Linked DNA regions of Homo sapiens: region 1 is linked to region 2. The links are chromatin contacts, found by Hi-C or POLR2A ChIA-PET in ENCODE. All regions are on one chromosome and are shown on one strand. Each heading gives the region's core, a stretch centred on a gene start or an enhancer-like site at or near the end of the contact. The rest is flanking DNA. Distances are from core to core; before and after follow the strand shown.

Region 1 (3,397 bases), core at 278-2,777, 750 kb after region 2:
GGTTCGCCCTCCCCGGCCGTTCATCCCGGCGCCCCAGGCCGCCCTCCATCCAGGCCCGGCCCTTTGGTCCCGGCCGCCTTCAGGCCTGGGGCCCCCGTTCACTCCCATTCAGCCCAAGGCCTCTTGGCGGCGCCGCGCCCCCTGCCACGGCAGCCCGGCAGTCCGGGATCCCCGGGCCGTCGCCCCGCTTGGGGCCTCCTTGGCCCTTCCCGCCTGTCCGTCATTCGAGCCTCCCTCGCTTGTTTAAGCCGCTCCGGGCCCCCCTCCACTCGCTCTCCGGTCCCTCCTCGCCGCTCGAGCCGATCCGAGTGGCCTCCGGCGCTCCCTGTCCTGCGGGTCGCACGGTCGCTCGGTCGCTTAGTCAGTTTGGCACCCGAGACCCCGGTTGTCGGTTCGCTCCCGTCAGCCCTGGGCCGTCAGACAGGCCGCGGCGCCCCGACCCTTTCGTTCGGCCTCTCCCCCTGCCCCATTCCCTCGCTCTCCAATCTGCTGTCCTCCCCTCCGCCCATCGGCTTGGCCTCCGGAATCTCGACCCCCGTGGCGTGTCAGGCAGATGCTGGAGCCCCGGGGCCATCAGTCAGGTTCGGTGGCCCCGGGCCTGGCCTGGCCTTGCCTTAGGCCGGGCCTCCTAACCTCGGCCCCTGCCCTAGGGCAGCCGGGCCATCGCTGCCCACCGGTTCGACATCCGAGACTCTCCTGCCCGGCCCAGCCGAGTGTCAGTTCGCGCGGCCCACAGCCGCAATCCAGCCTCAGTCGCCCGGGCCCAGCCTGCTTCGCTCCAGACCGGGCCTCCTGGCCTCGCCCCCCGCGCCCCCGAGCCAGGCCGCGGTGCGGGTCAGCCTGCCCATTTAGGTCTCCGTCTTTACTCTGTCCAGCCCTGTCAGTCACAAAATTCATTCTCCGATCCTACGAGCTGGCTTTCAGCGCCCCAGGCTGGGCCTTGCCCCGGGCCTCCCGGCCTCGCCCCCCGCGCCCCCCGGCCGCTGGGCCGCCCCTTGCTCTTAGCCAGAGGTAGCCCCTCACCCCGCGACTTACCCCACACCCCGCTCTCCAGAACCCCCATATGGGCGCTCACCGCCCGCCCGCACAGCTCGAACAGGGCGGGGGGAGCGTTGGGGCCCGAGGCCGAGCTCTTCGCTGGCGCCGCCTCCCGGGACGTGGCCTCCATGGTCGTTGCCGCCGCTACCTCACAGAACCAGCAACTCCGGGCGCGCCAGGCCTCGGGCGCCGCCATCTTGGGGAGGTGCGCGAGCCCGAGAGTGTCGCCCGCGGACCGCCATCTTGAAAAGGTCAGCAGTTAGGACGGCTCCATAAGCGATATGGGGAAGAATGTGAATTATTCTAAAGAAATTTCGAAGAAATTAGCACACTTTCCAAGTCTCTTAGGAGCTACTATTTTAGATAAACTCCTAGATCAATTATACTTGGGTGTGGTATGACTAAGGGGATGTTTCTTAGCAAAGCCTCCTCGGGTGCAAACATCAGCTACCCCTAACCTCTGCCTGCGGCTGGTAGTACATGCCAATCTGAGCATGTGTTCGCGACCACGATGAGTGTGCCGCACTTCCGGCCAGATCGCCGGATTTCCGCTGAGTGACCCTTACAAGTCCTTCTTGATCCTGAACTGGGTTAGGTGCCGCTGTTGCTGCTCGTGTTGAATCTAGAACCGTAGCCAGACATGGGACTGGAGGACGAGCAAAAGATGCTTACCGAATCCGGAGATCCTGAGGAGGTAAGGCAAGGCGATCCACTCGGCCCTCTTCTCTGCCCTGAAGCCCAGGACCTAGCCCGCCAAAACACGCACGGGGCCCTCTTAGCCCCCAGTTTACCCTCTAGGGTTTGCATAGTCGGGAGCTCTAGTTCCCTCGACCTTTCCCCAGAATTCGTCCGGTGACTTTGGACAGATAGATGACTAGTTTTTCTCTGGGCCTCGGCTTCTGCATTCTGTGAATGTAGTGAAGGTTTGAGAGCGAAAATGTTTTGTGGACTAAAGTCTTGTAAAAATATGACCTATGTTTGCAGTCAGTCAGATGTTCTGAAGCCCGCGTTTCACAGATTTGGGGAGCAAACAGACCGCCTTGCCCCAGCTCAGGTTAGGAATCCCTACCACATCTTCTATGGAGGTTCGGAAGACCTGGCCTTGTGTTCCTTTTCTTTGAGGAAGGTGTGTGTCTTTGGGGACAATGAAAGAATGTACGATGTGATTCTGTGATGGAAGAGGGAGCTCTTTCCCAGAGAAAGAGTGCTGCTATAATTATTGACTGCTTGCTATTCCAAGTGCTTTATATGCACTAATTAATTTTTTTTTTTTTTTTGAGATGGAATCTCGCTCTGTCGCCCAGGCTGGAGTGCAGTGGCGTGGTCTCGGCTCGCTGCAACCTCCGCCTCCTGGGTTCAAGCGATTCTCCTGCCTCAGCCTCCCAGGTAGCTGGGACTACAGGTGTCCGCCACCACGCCTGGCTAATTTTTGTGTTTTTAGTAGCGACGGGGGTTTCACTCTGTTGGCCAGGCTGATCTCGAACTCCTGACCTAGTGATCCGCCCACCCCGGCCTCCCAAAGTCCTGGGATTACAGGCGTGAGCCACCGCGCCCGGCCCTAATTCATTTCATCTACACACTATTCCTATGAAGTAAGTGTTGGGTACTATTAGTGCCATTTTTACAGATGAGGAAACAAGCATAGAGGTTAAATATCTTTTCTAAGGTCATGCAGCTACCAAATTGGTGCAGCCAGGAATTGCGGCCAAGCAGCGCGGTTCTAGAACCAGGACTCTTATCAATTTTGCGACACAGCTACTAGTTGTTTCTAATCTCATTTCCTGTCCGTCTGTTCTCTGGTCACTTGGGGGCAGCCATTCTGGGCTGTGGGTTCAGAATAATTGGAGACTTATTTATCCCTTAATTTTTCTAGTCTTATTATTTCTAAAAAGAAATAGAACCTGAGGCCGGGCGCAGTGGCTCACGCCTGTAATCCCAACACTTTAGGAGGACGGCCGAGGCAGACAGGTAGCATGAGTCCAGGAGTTGGACCAGCCTGGGCAACGTGGCGAAACCCCGTCTCTACAAAAAATATAAAAATTAGCCGGGCATGGTGGTGAACGCCTGTGGTCTCAACTGCTCGGGAGTTTGAGCCCAGGAAGTCCAGGCTGCAGTGAGCCGTGATCGTGTCACTGCACTCCAGCCGAGGCAACCCGAGTGAGACCCTGTCTCAAAAAAAAAAAAAAAAAAAAAAACTAAAGAAAGAAATGGAGCCTGCCTCAGAAAGGTCAGCAAGATCCACCGCTGCAATAGATGAGAAAAAGCAAGTAATTAAGCAGTCAGTTTTAAACTAGGGTATTCTGGCCGGGCGCGGTGGCTCATGCCTGTAATCCCAGCACTTTGGGAGGCCGAGGCGGGT
Region 2 (3,499 bases), core at 490-2,989:
TCACTGAAACCTCCGCCTCCCGGGTTCAAGCGATTCTCCTGCCTCAGCGTCCTGAGTATCTGGGACTACAGGTGCGCGCCACGACGCCTAGCTGAATTTTTTTTTTTTTTTTTTTTGAGATGGAGTTTCACTCTTGTTGCCCAGGCTGGAGCGCAATGGCGCAATCTCAGCTCACCACAACCTCCGCCTCCCAGGTTCAAGCAATTCTCCTGCCTCAGCCTCCCGAGTAGCTGGGATTACAGGCATGTGCCACCACGCCCGGCTAATTTTGTATTTTTAATAGAGACGGGGATTCTCCATGTTGGTCAGGCTGGTCTCTAACTCCTGACCTCAGGTGATCCGCCTGCCTCGGCCTCCCAGAGTGCTGGAATTACAGGCGTGAGCCACCGCACCCGGCCAAGTCTGATTGTTTTTATGAGGATGGCCTGATACATTAGACATTTGGTCCACCAGGACATCACTTATGTTGGGGAGACAGTGGGGGATAACGGGGGTGGGGAAATGGGAAGAGTTGCTCTCAGGGAGTAAAGGTGTGGGGAAAAGCAGAGCCAAACCGAGATAACCCTGTGTCTTGCCCATCCCTGCCAAGGAAAACACATACATGCAAGACACCTCTCCACTCAAACAGCACAGACTATTTCAAATCGCAGATGTGTCATTTAATTAATACCTGTGTGACTTTGGGAAAATTATAAATAGCCTTAACCTTGCTGAGTCTGTCCAATCTGTAAAATGGATTATGAATACTTTCCTCACAGGCTTATGGTGTGCTGGTAATATCTTCCTCTGGATGGCAGTTACATTGCAAAAAATAATTTAAAAAAAAGAACTGTATACATTTAAGATTTATACATTTTCTTTCTTCCTGGATGTAGAATAGGAAAAAAAGAAAAAGAAAAAAAAAAAGACTGGTGTATTTTCTGTATATATGCTATACTACGATTTTTAAAAAGGCTTGTACGAAATAAAAGAATATTCCTTTTCGGCCAGGCGCAGTGGCTCACTCCTGTAATCCCAGCACTTTGGGAGTCCAGGGCGGGTGGATCACGAGGTCAGGAGTTCAAGACCAGCCTGGCCAAGATGGCGAAACCCCGTCTCTACTAAAAAATACAAAAAAATTAGCCAGGCGTGGTATCGGGCGCCTGTAATCCCAGCTACTCGGGAGGCTGAGGCAGAGAATTGCTTGAACCAGGGAGGCGGAGGTTGCAGTGAGCCAAGATCGCGCCACTGCACTCCAGCCTGGGCGAGAGCGAGATTCCGTCTCAAAAAAAAAAAAAAAAAAGGAATATTCCTTTTCCAGGATTATTATGAAGATTCAATAAAACCATGTTTATTAAGTGTTAAGCACAGTGCCTGGCACATAACGTGCTGGGCGGGGTCTATGGTCCAGACAGGGGGACCAGGCACTTTCCAGCGCCTGGATCTGCAGACGCGAGGTCTTCTGTATTCTGGCCAATCTTGGTGTTGCAGCTGCTCTCTGGGCCTCAGTTTGCTTGAACTAAATGTAACGGGGCCAACTTAGGTGAACTTTGGGAATCCAGCCAACCTGACTTTAGGGAGAGTATGGAGCCACGGATGGCATTGTGAATCCGGAGGGCCGACACCAGAAGAACCTGCAACGTGGCATCTGCTACCTTACTTCCCCCGGAAAAGCGCCTGCGGCGGCGCCTAGGCGCGCGGTGCAATGTGGGCCAGCAAAAGGCGAGGCTGGCCCCGCCCCTTGCACCGCCCACGTGGCCAGCGCCACCTGCCTCATTGTGCCCAGGAGTTCTCCAAACCCGCGCTGCGGAGTGAGTGACCAAGTTCCGGCCAGTTCGACCTCGAGGATCCAGAGGTGGAGACGGTACTACCTCCCAGCTCTGTTTTCCATCCCCTTCAGGTCCTTCCTCGGGAGGCGGCGAAGGCGGTCCACCCTGCGCGTGATCCTTTATGCCCGGCCCCTGCCCCTCCCTCCGGGTGGAACTTCCCCCTCACCGCCAGACTTAAGCTGAGGATCGTTGGATCTCTGGCGGGGTGCAGAACTGAGCCCAGGCCACAGTACCCTATTCACGCTCTGTGCTTGTGCCAAGGTGAGTTTCTCTTGCTGCTGGCCTATCTTTCTCCCGGAGGAGATGGCCTCGATTCTTTACTACTGAAATGTAAGCCCCTGGGGTTGAGTGGAGAGCGCAGAGCACTGGAGGGGACGAGACTTGGTTTCGGATTTGAGCTCTTCTTTTTCTCTGTATGATCTCTTGCTAACTTCCCAGTTTCTCTGAACCTGTTTCCTCAGCAATAAAATGAGGTCCTACATTAGAACTGTAGCAAGAATTGAGATAAAGCTTTGAAGGCGCACAGCGCATACTAGGTGATCTGCAAGTTTTAATTGCCATCTTTTTGTTTGCTCACCTATGTGCTTTTTCCAGCTGCTCCGGCTTTCTTATGCAGGTGCAGGGATAGTTCTCAGAAGTGGGGAGAAGTGGGGATAATTCTCTTACTTAGACACCTGCTTTGGGTCTGAGAAAGTCTGACATGTTATTCTGTTGCCCCAGAACTCTGTTAAAGTAAGACACAGATCTGAACCTTCACTGGATGAGGCTACTGTTAATTAACTCTTCCCCTTCAGATCGTTCATACTCAGGGCTGCAGGCCTGTTACTTTTCCAAGATCTGTTTCCTTATCTTTAATACAGGAGCAATCTCAGTATGATTCTATCTGGTCCACTGGGATTTTTTGCCGAGTATAGTAAAGTGCTTTGATATTCTCCAAGAGGATTCTTTTCAGGTTTTCCAACAGGTAAAGGAAGAAGGTGACAGAGGCAGCGACTTCCTCAAATGTCCTTCCAGCTGGCCAAACTCAACCTGTCAAGATCTCTCCCCCATAAGCTGTGTGTGTGTGGTGTGTGTATTGTGTACATTGTATGTATGTATGTATGTATGTATGTATGTATGTATGTATGGGACAGGTACTCTAGGAGTGAGGGGTTCAGGCAGATGACAGGCTCAGACCTCAAGGAGTAGCCAGGTTTGTGGGGGAAATTTATATATAAACAGAAAAATGTAGTGATGTGCACATGCTATCAGTACATGGAAGTAGCCATCCATTTATTTATTTATTTATTTTCTTTTTAGAGATGGATGGGGGTCTCTCGGTCTTTTGCCCATGCTGGAGTGTAGTGGTGGAATCCTTGCTCAGTGCAGCCTCAAACTTCTGGGCTCAAATAATCCTGCCACCTCAGCCTTTGGACTATAAACTACATGCCACTGTGCCCAGTTAATCTTTAAAATAAAAAAAAAAAAATTCCCCCTAGCAAGCAGACTCAGAAAGAAAAAAACAAATTTTTGTAGAGACAGTGTTTCCTTTTGTTGCCCAGGTTTCAAGTGATCCTCCCGCCTCAGCCTGCCCAGGTGCTGAGATTACATGTATGAGCCACTGCACCTGGAAAGGAGCCAGAAATGTGAAGTGCTAGCTGAAGGATGAGCAGCAGCTAGCCAGGCAAAGGTAGGGTTTGGGGAAGGAAAGT

The links. A loop is a pair of places that touch in the nucleus more often than their neighbours do. ChIA-PET counts read pairs that join two places held with the same protein, here RNA polymerase II (POLR2A). Pooled maps may share reads with other maps.
Region 1: a loop to region 2 is called in a pooled map, with 7 times the contacts of the local background. The contact joins the promoter of LRRC41 here to the promoter of AKR1A1 in region 2. A Hi-C loop is called at or near these places in 7 of 50 pooled maps. POLR2A ChIA-PET finds 5 or more read pairs at or near these places in 2 of 52 experiments (HEK293 and activated CD4-positive, alpha-beta T cell).

The regions. Positions count from the first base shown.
Region 1 is chr1:46,302,089-46,305,485 of GRCh38, forward strand. It overlaps LRRC41 (leucine rich repeat containing 41), which reads right to left and starts at 1,528. Exons shown (of 10, transcript NM_006369.5): 1 at 1,036-1,528. The coding sequence starts at 1,234. UQCRH (ubiquinol-cytochrome c reductase hinge protein) reads left to right here and starts at 1,610. Exons shown (of 4, transcript NM_006004.4): 1 at 1,610-1,732. The coding sequence starts at 1,679. RefSeq lists enhancers at 1-33, 1,064-1,463, 1,199-1,782, 1,783-2,364 and silencers at 1-283, 314-383, 734-883, 914-963, 1,014-1,073.
Region 2 is chr1:45,549,087-45,552,585 of GRCh38, forward strand. It overlaps AKR1A1 (aldo-keto reductase family 1 member A1), which reads left to right and starts at 1,740. Exons shown (of 9, transcript NM_153326.3): 1 at 1,740-2,069. RefSeq lists enhancers at 1,423-1,482, 1,533-1,762, 1,993-2,212.